Regions from separate parts of the Homo sapiens genome. Here region 2 is linked to region 1. Evidence: chromatin loops called from intact Hi-C (ENCODE). Cell type or tissue: psoas muscle. All regions are shown on one strand. Links, peaks and the distances in the headings refer to the core of each region. The heading gives the core; the rest is flanking DNA.

The links. A loop is a pair of places that touch in the nucleus more often than their neighbours do. Peaks named below come from ENCODE experiments on the same cell type or tissue, not always from the same donor. Only the 100,000 strongest peaks of a DNase experiment are listed, where the experiment ranks them.
Region 2: it touches region 1 in a loop (12-fold over the local background); 4 of 110 quality-filtered maps call a loop at or near these places.

Annotation. Positions count from the first base shown.
Region 1 is chr2:98,148,908-98,157,859 of GRCh38, forward strand. All of the region lies in intron 7 of VWA3B (von Willebrand factor A domain containing 3B), which reads left to right. Among named protein-coding and RNA genes, the nearest start is that of VWA3B, 66 kb to the left of the region's middle. In psoas muscle, for the core only: no CTCF peak of the experiment used is centred there; no DNase peak of the experiment used is centred there; H3K4me3 peaks cover 290 bases; H3K27ac peaks cover 241 bases.
Region 2 is chr2:98,007,664-98,016,615 of GRCh38, forward strand. No RefSeq gene overlaps it. Among named protein-coding and RNA genes, the nearest start is that of TMEM131, 16 kb to the left of the region's middle. RefSeq lists an enhancer at 4,909-5,368. In psoas muscle, for the core only: no CTCF peak of the experiment used is centred there; no DNase peak of the experiment used is centred there; H3K4me3 peaks cover 477 bases; H3K27ac peaks cover 3,956 bases.

The sequences.
Region 1 (8,952 bases), core at 675-8,674:
AAGAATGGGCTTCACGTTATCCAAATAAACGTTCATCTTGAATGTTGCTTGCTGGACTGACTCTTCTAAGGGGAGTGCACATGTGTGCTTGGTTTCTGTGCTGTCTCATTCAAGGCACACTATTTTTCTCATAGTATTTACTGACATTCTAAGCTTTTTGGGTTTTGCTCCAAATACATTTTTCTTCTCTCTTCTTTGGTTTATTGACATAATTTGGTTAGCTCCAGTGATATACTTTGAAAGAAAAAAGATTGAGCTGTATCAGCAGTTTGCTTACTGCAGCTTTGCTTTTTGGTGTATTAAAGCCTTAAACATTTTGAAACAATAATATTATTGTTACTGGTGGAGGGCGTCCAGGTCCTTGGCATTTTGAAGAAAGAATTGGACAAAACTCACAAACAAAGCAAGGGAAAAATGAAGCAACAAAAGCAGGGATTTATTGAAAACGAAAGTACCCTCCACAGGATGTGAGCTGGCTGAGCATAGGGGCTCCAGAGCCCAGTTACAGAATTTTCTGGTGTTTAAACACCCTCTAGAGGTTTCTCATTGGCCGCTTGATGTACACCCCATGCAAATGAAGTAGTGGCCTGCAGTCAGTCTGATTGGTTGTGGAAAGAAACCAGTCAGAAGCTGACATGAAGTTGCAAAGTTTACACCTTATGCAAACGTTTGATTGATTGTGGAAAGCAACCAGTCAGAAGTACTTTCAATTTTCCATCCGCCAGGCAAAAAAGGTGTGTGAGGGTGGGGTTTGCAAAGGGAGTACCTCTGGTTCTTCTGTTACTTAGGTTTGGAAAGTTGGGGTTTCCTTTTGATTTAGTTCTAGGAAGTCACTGTGAATCGGCCTTAGGTTCCCTGCCTCCAGACCCTATTCCCCCGCCTCATTATCAATTATCAACTGGAGATTTAAAAAGCTATAATTGTTTTTGAAAGTTTTCAAAGTACTTTGGACTGCTCTAACCTAAATTACTAAAGCCTAGATAAACAGATAGATGCATTGCTACAAGTTCTGATTTCATTTAATTTTGATGTTTGATACTCATTGGTAAGTAGATATTTGTATGAATCTTCATTTCTTATAATGAGTTTGATAAATAAATTGTAAGGGTGTCTGCAAATAAATTAGTTATATATGAATTATTATCAACTTTTAGGCCTCATATTTTAGGATAGTTCCTTATATCAATGCTTCTTCTGAGGAAAACAAAAAGTAGTTGTAGGCTGAGAGCAATTTTATCTCCTTTGTTGCTTCATTGTAAAGGCAAAAATAGATGTATCATCATGTAAAAGTATTTATTTATTCTGTGCTTGCTTTAGATTCCTATAGGTACATTAATTCCTTGGAGGGATTTCTCCCGAAAGTTTTTTCTGTGTTTGTTTTTCCAGGACTGCTCTTTCCAGGTGATGGAAAGCTTTTCCAGTGTTTTGACTCTGACAACGTGAGCCGCTTAGGTGGTGCATTAGGTAGTGCATTACATTTTACGTTTTTCTTATATTGTCCTTCAGGAGTTCGTGGTCATTCTTCTTTGACTATAAAGAATATGAAGGCAGAGGACAGGAAGCAGACTCAGGTTCATAGCACCTGCTGAGTCAGGAGCCCTCTGAGCACTTGTGCAGAGGTGGCTCTGATGTGATGGTGGTGCCTGCCCACTAGGGATCAAGTGAAATTGCCTCGAACCTTGATTCTGTGGCTTGGTGGTGTCTAAAGACCCTTTTGCCCAATTTCTGTGAACTTCTAGAGCAGGAGGCATACTCTTCTATTCCCATCACCCTCTGGGATCCTGTGCCTGCCTACATGGTGTCTGGTTTCCCCACATTAGTCTGGAAGAAAATTCTATTCTAGACTGTCTATTCTAAAATTCGATTCATCTCCGCACCATCCTCTGACAGTCTGTAGGTGTGATTTTAACAGATGCCACTGACTCTCTGGAGGGTGAGGAAGGACTGACATATATCCTCCCTGGTTCCTCCCTTCTATTTCCGTTTGCCTTCTGAAGCTTCTCACCTTTTCAAGAGCAAAACATGCCACTGAGTCTTCTCGCCACCTGATGGCATATATCTTGCACTTGAGGTTTGCTGAGCTTCTTGTACCTGTTGGTTTACAGTTTTCATCAAATGTGGAAATATGTCAGCCATTATTTCTTGATCACAGGTCTACATGTCACCTGCAGTTTGATTAACATGGAATGGACTCTCCTTTAACTAGTGCTAATTTTTTTTTTTTTTTGAGATGGAGTCTCTGTTGCCCAGGCTGGAGTTCAGTGGTACGATCTCTGCTCACTGCAACCTCCACCTCCTGGGTTCAAGCGATTGTCCTGCCTCAGCCTCCCGAGTAGCTGGGATTACAGGCATCCGCCATGATGCCCAGCTAATTTTGTATTTTTAGTAGAGATGGAGTTTCATCATTTTGACCAGGCTGGTCTCTTACCTTTAGTGATCCGCCTGCCTCGGCCTCCCAAAGTGCTGGGATCACAGGTGTGAGCCACCGCTTCCAGCAATCCAGGGTATATTCGTATTGTGGTGAATGCATGAGCTTGAGCTGAGGCCCGCTATGTGCCACATTTAAGGCCCCCACTCATGTCATATCCAGTTGGCCAGAGCCAGTCACATGTTCATGTCCTACAGCAATGGGTGGGGAGGTCTACTCCACTCACACGGAGGTGGGGAGGAAAGTGAACGTTTGATGAACAGTTGTGATTCCTTTTTTGGCTTGGAGACAGTGTTTGCTGGAAGGTGAATCAACTTTGGGATCAGACCTGGATTCAAATCTGAGTTTTGCCACTAAATACTTGTGTGACCTTGGGCAAGTTACCTAATCTTTCTGAGCTATGTTTCCTCATTTATAAAAATCGGAATAATAACATCTACTTTGTACAGTTTCTGGGAGAATTAAAGCATACGACACACATGGAAATGTCTAGCACAAAATTGACATTCCATTAATGGTAGTTTCCTTTTTTTCTTCTTGGGATTCCAAGTGGGTTTTGTTGTAGATATTGGTTCTGGAAAGTGAAATAATCCAAAAGGATTTGGCAGCCTGTGTCACAAAGAGCATTTTTCTAATGGTCATGGTAGTAACCAGTTTATTTGCATGCATAACGATGGATGAATTGTAATTTGGAACAAGGGAGTGAATACTGTACTGTTAAACTTTGTTCTTATGGGAAATGAGTCCATCTGTCAAGGTGGATCCTAGGAGTAGGCCGCAGGGGCCTTTCTAGAGGAAATCAGGAGTGCCTGTCCTTCCTCTACCACAACTAGAATCTGACTCAGTGGTAAGTAGGGTTATGCCATGGGGCCTGTTCTGGGTGTGAATTTCACCTACTTCTCTGTTGTCAGACTGAGCTCAGTAAGAAGTGTAAATGGTGCAATAATATTTATAAATTGAACATGGTAATTTTCAATTCTCAGAAGCTTTCATGGAGGCATGGATTGTCCCACATGTGGGCTGGGCTTGATGCTGTTTTGGGGAAGGAACTTTAACTGCTGGTTAAAGCTCTCCAGGGACTGTGTCTTTAAGGCAGACAGTCCCAATCTTCTGAGCAGCTGCTTTTTAGGTTGTGAAGGTCCTGTCGGCACAGGAGGAGGGAGTCTATTTAGTGGTTTGGGGACTCCTTCTCAGTAAGGAAAAAGACTTCTGATCTCTTGGGTTTGGAGAAGGCTTCATCTTTTATTTTGGTTCTCTTCCTGTATATCCTTGAAAATTTACTTAAACTGAAATAGTAAGTATGGATTAGTAAAATTACATTAGAGTAAACATCTTCCCTGAGGTCCTGGCATCAGGCTAAAAGAGGTAAACAATTTTGGCATTGATGCATCTAGCTCAGGATCTAGACTCAGCAGTGGAACGAACAGTGGACTTTTCTGAGATGGTGTGATGTCAGGCTTCTCAGACTTGGTGGTGGGATGAGCACCCAGGCTGAAAGCCATGGTCAGAACTCTATGCTGTCACTTCAAGCCAGAGCTTTGTACTTTATACACAAGGGAGAAGAGGAGGCACATTGCAAATGGTGCATATTTTCAACTTTAAGGTGGTTTCATGTATACAACCCAAAGTACCAACAACACAGAACCCTCTCACAGTTTGGTAGACCAGCGTTGGACGACATGGCATACCTTTCACCCTTTCACTTCTAGGCCTACCCCACCCACGACAGGCGTCACTAATCTGTCCATCATTGCTCTCGTCTCTAGCCTGTACTCACCTGGCTTCATCTCCTCTCAGCTCAGCCCTCTGGCCAGCCCCTGCTCATTGTTTAGAACTATCAAATAGCACTCGCTCTGCTCACTATCATATTTTGCTTATGGGACAAGAGAAAGGCTGCAATGAATGAATCAAAAGAATAAATATTAGGTAATAGCAAAAGGTAATGTTTTTCTGAGAGTAGTTTTGTTTGTGTCCAGTACTCCTGGCAAATGTCCTTAGAACAGCTACTATACTCTACCAGTATTATTCTTAAGTCCAAAAATATTGTAGCTGTAAAAATGTGGGTGATTCTACCTTCAGAAACTGTGCTTTTTGTGTTGGTGGAGAAAAATGCATGAACTAAGACTAAATATTATGAAACTGAGTTTTATTTACATAAGGACACATTCAGGCTGCTATGCTTAAAGGGAAAAAATAACCAAGTCATGTTCCTGGCAGACACCTGTGATCTCTAATTAGGTATTTAGAGTGTATTGGCCCATCACTTAGGCTTGGCATTGCTTCTTTGTTTCTAATCTCCAATTTAATTTAGAAGCACTGATTGGTGCCTGTTTATGGCTTACTGGCAGCGGGAGATTCTTTCAGAAGTCTCCTTCCTTCCAGCTAAAATTCAGTTGAATTCAGCGGATGGAGCCGGAGCGGCTGTGCATCCAAAATTGTTGCCACGTTGCAACTGACAAGGCTGAGAGACTTTAATTCCCTTCAAAGTCCTGCCCCTTGTAACAGTGGGCTGCCTTGGATTTCTTTTCTATTTTTTTAAATCTCTTGAGACAGTCTCGCTCTGTCACCCAGGCTGGAGTGCAATGGCGCAATCTCGGCTCACTGCAACCTCTGCTTCCAGGGCTCAAGCGATTCTCCTGCCTCAGCCTCCGGAGTAGCTGGGATTACAGGCGCCTGTCACCACGCCCAGCTAATTTTTGTATTTTTAGTAGAGACGGGGTTTCACCATGTTGGCCAGGCTGGTCTCAAACTCCTGACCTCAGGTGATCCACCAGCCTCGGCCTCCCAAAGTGCTGGGGTTACAGGTGTGAGCCACCGCGCCCAGCAGGATTTCTTTCTACTGCTCTGACATAGCCCTCTGGTTAGTTAACAAGCATTTATTAAACATCTCCTGTGTGCTTTAGAAACTTACTAGGGTTGAGGAGGAGGAGATTCAAAAGGAATAAAAGACAAGGTTCCCAGTCGGCGGGGAGCCCCAGATTCTCAGAATGTCATTTTTGCTTCTGCCTTATGACTTAGGGGTTGTTCCTTCCCTCCATTACTGCAGGATCCCAATTAGCTTAAGAACTGTCCACCTGCACCTTGCCCTCTTCCCTTAGCGCACACATTTATCTGAGGTGTTTGCAGATCTCGTTTTCCCAACTAAGGAGAGTAAGCCCCTAAGCCCAGGGAACCCCTCTGTTCCCACTCCCGTCTTGGGCTTATGTCTGGCATACCTATTTTTATTCTAGGCTCCTGGCTGCACTACGTCTTGTTTAAAGTAGCCCTCTTGACACTGGGCAGGGGTGGGCTCAGCCCAGGGCTTGGGTCAGCCAGTGCAATCAGCTCCTTAGAATTGTACTGAAATAATCAAGGGAATCCGGGCATCCTGCATCACCTAACACACGGGGCAGAGAGAAACCCTCAAAACTCTTAAACATGAAATTGAATTGCCAGGGAAAAGAGCCAGTGCAGATTTCCGACTGCATTTGAATTTCTGATTTTAGGGTGATGGCTCTGATTCCAGGGTGACAGATCCGTTTCACATTTACTATTGCAAAGTTGGGTGCTGTGCTGGGCTCTGGGGATACAATGATGAAAAAAGGAGGTCCCTCTCTTCAAGGGACCTGTGTTCTGGAATAGCCTATTTGGAAGTCTCGACCAGGTGTCAGGAAGGTACCAGGGAGAGTGGTTACAAAAACAGATAAACATAGTTCTGTCCTCAAGGAAGTCACGGTTTAATGAAGAAGACAAACTTACAGATAGTGGAAGCCCAGCAAGAGCTCTCAGCCTTGATAACCTGGTGGGCCATCCCCGTGGGTGACAGCCGATTCCAATACAGGCAGATCGCTGTGGAGCCAGCAGGTGTGTCACTGCTCACTGGAATGTCACTGGAGCCCCTGACCTTGGGGACACAGCTCACCCACCATCACCACCTGCATCAGAATTACAAACTGGGTGGTTTCAGACGTAGGAAGAGGTAAGTCTATAAGCCCCTTGAAGGAAAACGAAAAGTGATCAACACACAACAGATGGGTTTGCTCACGTAGATCTTGTATCATGAGAATTTTCCAGGATACCCAAGGCCAGCGTTCCAGTGTGGCGGTGGGGAGCTTTGGAGACTAACAGCCTGAAGCTGAATCCTGACCTCACCACTTATTAGTTGTGTGGCCTTGGGCAAATTTCTCTGAGCCTCGGTGTGCTCATCTGTAAAACGGGGATGATGATCTGGACTCAGGCAATTGTTGCAAGTCAATGTGGTAACGTGTTTAAGTTCCCAGCACGGTGGCACATAGTAGATACCTGGTAAATTTTCATTTCCCCTCTTTCTCCTCCATTTATCAGCAGGAAGCAGCCATTATAACATACATCTAAAATAGGTGACACTTAGAACCAGTAGAATGTTATGAAGATATGGATGACAGGTGGCCTGGAATGGGTGTTGGAAGATGGTGTCGGGGGTTCCCAGCACTGTGCAGGGGAAAGGGAGTGCTGCCTTCTCTTGTGAGCATTTCTGTAGGGCAGACACAGGGACATCCAGGCATGAGAATATTGCTCCTGGAAATCACCCAACTTTTTTTTTCTCCAAGAATATTTTGGAGAGTGATCATGTATTTACATGCCTCTCTCACGTCTTAGACTAAAGCTTTGTGAACTTTTGTTGCAAAGAATCACTGGGACGCTTTAAGAATATAGCTCCCTGGGGTTCCACCCTCAGAATGAGTCTGGGGTGGGGCCTAGGAATCTGCACTGACAAGCATTTCAGGGGCGTCTGCCACAGGTTCTGAGGACCACACTCTGGGAAGACCGCACTGGAGTGAGGGCCTCCTCAGAGCTGGGATGGTTTCCTGTTCATTTTGTATTTCCAGTGTCCGGATATAATCGGCAATGATGGGGTGTTGTTGAATAAATGAGTGAATGATGATTCTCCAAGTAGATTGTCCTACTGAGAAGGGGATATTTTAAAGCATTGGCTTCCTAGTTCCTAAGTCAGTGTCTTCTGAATTTGAAGAAGATAATTAGCCTCCTAGAACTTGCTCATTCCTGAATGATCTGGCAGAGCTGGGAGCAGATCCATCTACGTGAGTGATATCCAGTCCCCAGTAGCCCACGCACACAACCATCCTCACAGAGATAGGGCCGTTGCTGAGGACAGAGGCTGAGCAGATGCCGGTGCGGGGTTGCTCCCCAGTAACAATAGTCCTAGCCCTGCTCTTTGTGGTTCAGAGTTGGTTGATGGGAAATCAAGGAGCAGCCCTGCCACCGTCTTTGTTATTTTTATGCGCTATAGATCCCTTAGAACAGAAAGAGGTTCAGGCCTTTTCTTGGATGGAAAAACTGAAAAAAACTCAGTTTTTTTTTTTTTTTTTTTGTAAATTTGCTCTAAAGGAAACTCATAAAGTTCTTCTGAATTTACATGTCAATAAAACATTTACCCCTGAGTTGATGCCTTATAAATGGTATCACTTATCCTAAGTAGAATAGATTTATTCAGCTAAACTTTGTTGATGAGCATCTTTGCATCTGTTCCTTAGATATTATTTCTCTGTCTCCTTCCCTGGGTCTTTATGGTCTACTAGCCCCATAGCATCCTGGAGTCTGCGGTCATTTTTCTCACCAAGTTTGGGGGAGCACCTACCCTTTACCATGGGGAGAATGGTGATGGTTCATTTTTGGGTTTTCTAAACGAATTTTGGACAATTAGACTGCATTACATTTGCATTTTACAGTGTGCCATTTAAATGAATTTTGGACAATTAGACTGCATTACATTTGCATTTTATAGTGTGCCATTTAGAAGAGACGGAGAGGGCCCAGAGGACGGTGCCACATTCACGTATTAGACGATAGCTCAAGTTGCCCATTCTTCATATTGAAATTGCTTCTAAGATAACATAATGGCTCTTGTGAAACATATCTATTCATTGCCCCAATAAAACATTAGATGGTTATCCAGATGGTGAAATGACTCTATATTCACTTTAAATTAATGAATGGTTAATTTCCATAGGGTGGGACTGAGAGCAGCCCCACACTGTGCCTCTGTGGTTAGGGCAGTGGGGCTGGATCAAGCTAGCAGGTGTTTAATTACTTCTCAACAACAAAACATCTTAACATATAATATAATAGAAATAACTGGGAATTTTTTTATTATGACAAAAACCACTGATTTTCCTGCTTTCATTCCCTTTATGGATGCAATGTGGCCCTTTTACCAGATCCTCATGGTAATTTTAGGTCTCTGGGAATGTTTAGCACCTCACAGTGTATTATATTTTTTAATGTTATATCGCTTTCTGAAAATAGAAGTATGTGCTACTTTTTCCTGAAAATACTGCCTTTTCATAGTTATATTCAAGTCTTTCAAATCTGCATGACTGAATAGGAGTTTGGGGGTCAGGCAGACTGCAAGCTCGCCACCTGGCGGGACCAGTTCTTCACCGGAGAGTCCTGGGGTTGGGCAGGGCCACAAACAATGAGCCACAGTAGGACCGAGGGGATGGTCTGGGACTCAAGGGTCCCGAGGGTGGTTTTGTTTCTGGGCT
Region 2 (8,952 bases), core at 608-8,607, 140 kb before region 1:
CACAGTCCTGGGTGCTCTTCTATTCCTGTAGGTAACAAGGGCAGTGAGAGGATCACTGTGAGCTTGGCTGATTCCCCCACATGTTATACCCACCAGGCCTAAGTCTCACGCGTAGGAATCTGAAAGTCTTTGCACTGACTGCTGGAGGCTATAAAATCACCAACAGTAACCCATTTTGGGGTTCATCAGAAATTAATGGGAATGCTTATTCCCCCTACCCCTTTTATGTTTTGTGTTTTTGGACAGGGTTTGCTCTGTTGCACAGGTTGGACTGCAGTGGCGCCATCATGGCTCACTGCAGCCTCGACCTCCCAGGCTCACTGCTTCTCCCAACTCAGCCTCCCAAGTAGCTGGTACTACAGGTACACACCACCACACCCAGCTAATTTTTATTTATTTTAACAGAGCCGGCGAGGGAGGGGGGGGTCTCACTATGTTGCCCAGGCTGGTCTTGAACTCCTGAACTCAAGTGATCCTCCCACCTTGGCCTCCCAAAGTGCTGGGATTACAGGTACTTAGTAGGAAAGTCTGGAATCAAATACAAATACTAAAAAGCAGGAGAGGGAAATGAACTACATGTCAAATCTTTGCTCAAGTCATCCTCTCTTGAGCTCTGCTCTGGCACCATACCCATCAAAGCTCTTGTCATTATCACCTAGCACCCAGGTCTTGGGATGCAGACCATGCAGCTGCCTGAGGCCCAAGAGCAGAAAATGTTTCTCTTTGATAAATTCTCAAATTTACAATGAAAATATTATTTAATTTTTTTCTCAAGCAATCTCTTCCTATTATAGGAAGGGAGAAGGGGCAGGCAGAGTAAGTGAAGGAGAGCCAGGTTTTCCAGAGCTGCTGGTGCAGCCCCCCAGGCCTGTGCCCTGTGACTGTCCCTAAGCTGCCTTGCTTGGGGCCAAGAGGATCTTGGCTCCCCAGCTCTTCCCAGGAGTTCATGGGTCGAGCTGGTCCTTTCCCTGCTCTCGGGTTCACCAGGGCTCCCAGGCCTCTCTGGGGGAATTAATTTCCCCTCCTTCTCAGGCCCAGGTTTGCATTCCCGGATCACAGTCTTGCCAGACTGTTCTGCCTCCTTGCCTGTGGTCTCTGCAGAGCCAGGTCACCATCCTGTGCTATCTCAAATTTGCTTTGTAAATGATTGTTTAAAAATACATTTTCCCACAATTAAGCATAGCAGTTTGCGCAGATTGTTGCTGTACATGCGATATAGTATCTTCCAGAGCCTAAAATGTAAAATTTCAGAAAAATCTAAACAACTAAAGGTGAACAAAAGGGATGTTACTTTTACTATGGATTTGGGGGACACTTGCAGAAGGTATGCTGAGCAAAGGCACTCCTTTCTCCCTACAGCCTTCCACAAATGCAGTAGAAACACGTGAGTGTTACATGGACAGTTCAGTCCATGGTGCTGGACATTGAGGATTATTTTTTCTAATTTTTTTATTTTTTGAGACAGAGTCTTGCTTATTATTTTATTTTTTGAGACAGAGTCTTGTCGCCCAGGCTGGAGTGCAGTGGCACAATCTAGCCTCACTGCAACCTCTGCCTCCCAGCTCAAGTGATTCTCCTGCCTCAGCCTCCCCAGGAGCTGAGATTACAGGCAGGCGCCACCATACCTGGCTAATTTTTGTATTCTTAATAGAGACGGGGTTGCACCATGTTGGCATGTGCCACCATACCTGGCTAATTTTTGTATTCTTAATAGAGACGGGGTTGCCCACCTCGGCCTCCCAAAGTGCTGGAATTACAGGCGTGAATCACCACACCTGGCCAAGGATTATTTTAAAGCTTTTGCTTCCTGATTACTTTTCTATCTATAGAAGTTTGTATTTTAATGGGGATGTGTGAAAGAAATGCAGATATTTTAGAAGCTGTTTTCTCCCCTTATGTTGAATTGGGATGTTTTATGTGGGCTATATTATGAGAAAGTAAGGATTTAGATAAAATACTCAATACATGCATTTGAAAGCTATTTTAAATTAGATTTATTTTCCTTGTCCATTAAAAAGGTAAAGAGAACATTGCAGAATAATAGAAATTGTTTAATTAAAAAATCTCTTGATTCATAAAAGTTTCACAGCTACTGGCCCTACATCATGGTTAAGGCTTAGGCTCAAGCCTACAACTGCCTGAGTTGCTTTTTGTTTGGTTGGTTTTTAACTTTTTATTTTGAAGTAATTATAGATTCATGCACAGTTGTAAGAAATAAAAACAGAAATCCTGTGAACCCTTCATTCAGTTTCACCCACGGGTAATATCTTGCATACTACTGAACACTACTGAAACCGGGAAATTGACATTGGAACAATCCACAGAGCTTTTTCAGATTCCACCAGCTTTAATACATCCTGTGTGTGTGTGTGTGTGTGTGTGTGTGTATTTAATCCTGTGCAACTGTATCACACATAGATTTCGGTATCACACCACCACCACAATCAAGACCCAGACCTGTTCTATCACCACAGGACTTCTCATCCTACCCTGCTATGGCTTCAGCCACCTCCCTCCCTACCCCTCTGACCTGGAACCCGTTCTCCATTTTGATAATTTCGTAATTTCAAGAATGTTACACAAGAATGTTATGGAATTAGACAGTATGTGACCTCTTAAGATTGGCTTTTTTTTCTCCCTCAGCATAATTCCCCTAAGATTTGCCTGAGGTTTAATACTGACTTCCTGCCTCACTGGCTGTGTGCTTTTGGGCAAGTTATTTAACATCCCTGTCTCAGTTCCATTCAGACACAGGCCCGCCTGACCATGAAGTCTCATTGTCTACCCTCCACACACCTTCTGCTTCTCACTTGCAGTTGAGAGGAGGCCTTCCATAAGCCGTATTGTGTGTCTCTGTGGAATCTTGGAACATGATTGCGACCTTGAACTTCTATTTTTGTTTAGAGATGAGGTCTTGCTCTGTTGCTTGGCCTGGAGTGCAGTGGCACAATCAAAGCTTATTGCAGCCTCGCACTCCTGGGCTCAAGGATCCTCCCACCTCAGCCTTCTGAGTAGCTGGGATTACACGTGCATGCCACCATGCCCTGATAATTTTAAAATTTTTTTGTAGAGATGGGGTCTTGCAATGTTGCCCATGCTGGTCTGGAGCTCCTGGCCTCAAGTGATCCTCCTGCCTTGGCCTCCCAAAGTGTTGGGATGACAGGAGTGAGCCTCTGTGCCTGGGGGAGCATGCATTTCTAAACCTTTCCTCGACATTTTCGGATCAATGCAGTATAAGGAAAAACATGATTGGGAAATACTCTGGATAGTTTTAGGTATTTAGATTTTGTCAGTCTACTCTTTTGATAAGTAATTCAATATATGTTTACAGGAACATTGTTTTGAATGGGAGCCCATTTCTAGTGCTACCAGTTTTTATTTTTGGTCAGCTTCCCTTTCATCAGTGGGGATGCATACCCAGCTGGCAATTACGCCTCTTTTAGAGGTCATTTGATCCAGCCTTACACTGTGACAAGGCTCTGGGTGTACTGCTGAGGGAATAGTTCCCCTACTGTGCCAGTTGGCTGATTATCTGTGGTTATCCTGTGTATAAAGCATTTTTATAAGTTCACAGACCTCTCTGCTCAAATGTCAGGTCAACATAGAGGCCTCCCTGACCACCTCTAAAATAGCATCTGCCTCCTGTCTCTCTTCATTCCTTTTCCCTACTATATTTATCTTCAGAGCACTTGTCACCACTTGACACATTATATATTTATTTGTTTACTGTCTGTCGCTCACCTTCAAAATGTAGTCTTCAGGAGAAAAGGAACTTGTCCTGTTCTCTGCTTTTCTTTCTCTTCTTTCTTTCTTTTTCTTTCTTTCTTTCCTCCTTCCTTCCTTTCTCTTTCTTTTTCTTCTTCCTTCCTTCCTTCCTTCCTTTCTTTCTCTCTCTCTCCTTCCTTCCTTCCTTCTTTCCGTTTCTTTTTTTTTTTTTTGAGACACAGTTTCACTCTTATTGCCCAGGCTGGAGTGCAGTGGCATGATCTTGGCTCACTGCAAGCTCTGCCTCCTGGGTTCAAGCGATTTTCCTGCCTCAGCTTCCTGAGTAGCTGGGATTACAGGCACCCACCACCACACCTGGCTAATTTTTGTACTTTTAGTAGAGACAAGATTTCACCATGTTCCCCAGGCTGGTCTTAAACTCCTGACCTCAGGTGATATGCCTGCCTTGGCCTCCCAAAGTGCTGGGATTACAGGCATGAGCCACCATGCGCAGCCTCCTGCTATTATGTGTGTTGCCTGACGTGTTGCCTGACATGTGCCTGACATTTGTGTTGTCTCTGACATGTGGTGTTTATAGAACGAATGAATGAAATGAGGGAGTGAATGAATAAATTCTCCCACTGCTAATGGAGGGAGGAAGGAGCAATCTATACTTGAAGAAGTAGAAGGAGCAGGAAGGCCAGGCGCGGTGGCTCACGCCTGTAATCCCAGCACTTTGGGAAGCCGAGGTGGGAGGATCACCTAAGGTCGGGAGTTCAAGACCAGCCTGACCAACATGGAGAAACCCCGTCTCTACTAAAAATACAAAATTAGCTGGGGTGGTGGCGCACACCTGTAATCCCATCTACTCAGGAGGCTGAGGCAGGAGAATTGCTTGAACCTGGGAGGCGGAGTTTGCGGTGAGCTGAGATCACGCCACTGCACTCCAGCCTGGGCAACAAGAGCAAAACTCCATCTCAAAAAAAAAAAAAAAAAAAAAAAAAAAAAGAAGGAGCCGGAAGGTACTCAGGGTATGCCAAGATCTCCATTTGAGCCAAAGAGCAGAGTTAAACAAAGCTAACGACCACAGCGACTCTGTGGCGGGGATATATATGTACCAGTCCACAAATGTGCAAGGAAAAACAACTTCATTTTTCTATAAGTCAACTCAGTTTCTATTCTGAGGCTTGACTTTGACAGGATGAGGCACTTAATAGCTTTAGAGTTGTAGTCCTGCCCCACCTTTGCCCAGAGGTGAGGGGTCGGAGTTGAGGTGCGCCCTACCTGTGCTGGGGTGTAGTGTCTAGTTCATCCTCAGATGCTGAGACAGTGCTCCTGCCTCTCCACACAGGCCAGAGAGACCAGCACTCAGTGGCACCCTGAGCCTCGCCCACCAGGATTTTCCTTTCATCAGTTTTTCCTTGCTCACCCACTGGGTGCTATGACAAGAAGGTGCTTTCTCTACAGCTATCTTCTGCTTTTTAGCCATGGCTTCAGTTTCTGTTCTCAATTCCAGGGTAAGTTTCAGTTCTTTATTTTCATCCCTGATGTAAGACCTGATTCTGAGGTCTAATGATTTGGTAATGAAATGAGGTAGTTTTGCTTGGAGACTCCTACACTGCCCTTTTTTCATCATGAATGTTTTAGAACATTTCCTAACTAAGGCATTTCTTATTAGTATTCCTCCTAAACCAAGTACTTTGTTTCACTTAAATGATGAGTATATATATATTAGAGCCATATTGGTTAATACAGCGTTGGTACTTGGATTTCTTTCATTATAAATTAATTATTTATCTAAATAATTGAAAAAATCCAATTTAAATGGAATCATAGTACTAAAATTTTGTGAGGGAATTTTTAGCACTATTATTAGACACTGTTTTACTTTGTCTGCAAACTGGGGGTTTTAATATAAAATGTTAGGAATTAAAGTAATCGAGGTCAGTAGCCAGCAGTGTATGTCAGTATCATCTGTGGGGGCTTCTTAAAATACAAAAGCCTGGGTCCTATCTGCAAAGGCCCTGATTTGGAGAGTTTCCTGGAGGTCTGAACCCTGTATCCCACGGACCACAAGCCAAAAGTCCAGTCCAGCCCCCTCATTCTTTTTACCGATGAAGAAACTGAAGGTCCCAAAACCACAGGAATTTGTGTAGCCTCCCACATGCGAAAGAAGTGGTTTCAACAAGTACATCCCAGCAGACTCTGACTCCAAAGCCGGGGTAAAGCTTTCTGGGTGACGATGTTTAAAACAGAACGCGATGTTTGTCATGTCTTTGTAATTCTGCAAGTGAAAATGATGAAGATATTCTTTTTACTGGAATCAACCCTCGGGTGGTCAGGTTAGCAGTTCCCAAAGGTCATATTTACATTTTAGCCGAGCCAGTTGTCTAAAGAGAAAGTGTCTTTCTTCCCTGCCTGTGGTGAAGCTTAAGTTTACAACAGGACTGGGGGCATGCAGTGGACACAACCATGATTACGAGAGGGTGGAGAACGCAGGGGACCAGCAACCCCATCACGGCTCAGGGACCCTCACGGGACTTGATGCTCAGAGAGGCAGTTGACACGTATTGCAGGCACACTGGCTGAGTTCCTTCAGGACATGGACAGAGGAGGAGGCCCCGTGACACAGACTCATCTATATCATTGATGTCACTCTCCAGAGAGTTTAAACATGGGCCCGCCTGGGCGTCAGTGTATTCTCACCTGCAGCTAGGATTGAGAACTTTTGCTTTGGGAGACTTTCATTATCCTTTTATGTACATTACTAAAAAGTAGGAGATGGATTGCAGATAATTTAAGATGCCCAACACCACTGCCCTACATGCACGCACATGCATGCCCACCCATGTTAAAGAATGAAAGCCCAAGCCCACGTTATCAACATATCTTAACAACGAGGCCTTGCAGAGTGGTTTGGATGAAGTTGCCACCTTCTTCTTGGTCTAAATGTCTCACTCAAGTAGCCTAACCTTCACTTGGAGAGTAACTGGCTACTTCTCAGTTCTTGCTGCATTCTCTGGCTGGAAGTTGAAGACCACCAGCCACCAGCCCACCAGTCCACCAGCCCACCAGCCTACCAGCCACTAGCCCACCACCCACCAGCCCACCAGCCCCTAGCCCACCAGCCACCAGCCACCAGCCACCAGCCCACCAGCCCACCGGCCCACTAGCCACTAGCTCAGCAGGCCACCAACCACCGGCCCACCAGCCCACCAGTCACTAGCCCACCAGCCACCAGCCACCAGCCCACCATCCCACCAACCCACCAGCCACCAGCCCACCATCCCACCAACCCACCAGTCACCAGCCCACCAGCCCACCAGCCCACCAACCCACCAGCCACCAGCCACCAGCCCACCAGCCCAGCAGAAAAGACAGGATATAGCTTCTCAGTAACTTACATTAGTTCCCTTTCTTAAGAAAATCTTAATATTTGGTCTTTGTATTTGACACTCCTCAGCATCACTACAGTGCGACTGCAGGTGGATTTATTTTCATGTATTCTGCTCATAATTCGTGTGCCTTTTCAGTTTGAGCACTCACCCTTCTTCAATTCTGGTGAATTCTCCTCCATTATCTCTTCAATATGTTGCCTCTCCCTCACTCTCCCTATTCTCTGCTTCAAATCCCTATTTAGATTTATATTGAATTTGTCATTCTACTCTTCACATTACGTTGATTTCACTTTCATAATTTCTGCTCTTTCTCTGTGTTTTGGTCTGATTTCCTTAGAATCATCTTCCAAACTACAAGTCCTCTATCTAGTCATCTAGTTTAACTTGCCTAGGGAGTGTTTTAACCTTAATGGCTATTTTATTTCTATTTGCTTCCTTATTTTCCCCAATATCCTCTCCCTGCCCTGTGGATTCTGTCCTTTCCTTTGTTTCTCTGAGCATCTTAAGCCTCTCAGACTGTTTAATCATCATTAGGTTTTGCAGTGTGGGTCCCACCATTGGCTGTGTCTGCTGAGTCTCTCTTCCTTACGATCTCATGTAGACATGAATAGTCACCTTACACTTCTTCAGTAACATAATTCCAGTTTTTCAAGATAATATTCACTGTCTTCCTACACTGAATGCTCAGTTTACAGACTATTCTTCCCACTGATTTCCAGACCTCACATTTCGTGTGAGATAGCTCATAGTGTTTTAAAGCCCTGATTGGAGGAGAGTACTGTGGGCTGGCTCTTCTATAATTAAGATTGGGATGGGAGAAAGGAAGAAGAAAGCATGTTTCGAAATAAATTTATCAACAAGGTTTAGCAGATGGCAATTTGATTTTTTTTGAAAAAACAATAACAACAGCTTGCTAGGATGTTGTAGCTACATCACTATGAATGCTAGATTTTAAGGTTAAAAAAAAAACCCTAAAAATCTTTATTAAAGGACATCACATGATTATATTTTCTTAATGGAAAATTCTTATGTTTCTGGCTGTTCCCCATCAGAGGTCGTTTCTAGACTACTAGACATTGGTGCTTCCCTTTTTTTGTGTATTCTTGGTGTTGCTATGACAGTCCATCAGTGTGCAGGGATGAAACACAATGTCACACCAGTTGAGAAGACACAAAACCCTTGCCTTTGTCCTGGAAACTGAGCTTCTATTCATGCAGCCCAAGATCATCAAACCATTTTAGATAACATCACACCTCTGAGTATAAGGTTTAGTTATCTAAAACCTTGAAGATCTCACATAGAACCTGCTGCCTGGACTCTGGAGGCAGCTGGTTGTGGGACTGCTGCTATCTCATCATTGCGACCTCAAGGGACATGTATAGAGACGGCGTGATGTGCTGTTGCACTCTCAGTATCCTGCCATGGCCCTTGCCTGGGTCTTGAATTTAGGAGCCAGTCACAGAAGGAAATGGAATGAGCTTAGGCCTCTGCCCAGAAGGACTGTCATCTTTCTGAGGGAGGAACTCTGGCCTATGTGAAACAATGGGGGTACATGGCCAAATGCTCATCACGTGGGCCAGATGAATGCTACAGGAGGGAAGGGAGAGGCCAAGGGTTGGTGAAGCTTCACAGGCAGACTCAGCTTGAATCTGGCCTTGAGGGATGAGTTGGGCCTGTGCATACAGCCCTGGAGGTACATGTGAGGATGGGTGCATGCTGGCAGCTCAGGCTGCCCCTGGGTATGAATGGGTGGACAAGTGTTGGTCATGGGTGATAGTGACAGGCAGGAGGTCAGGGGTAAGGAAGCTAGAGGGGAGCCTGCTGATAACTGACTGAACATAGGAGGGGA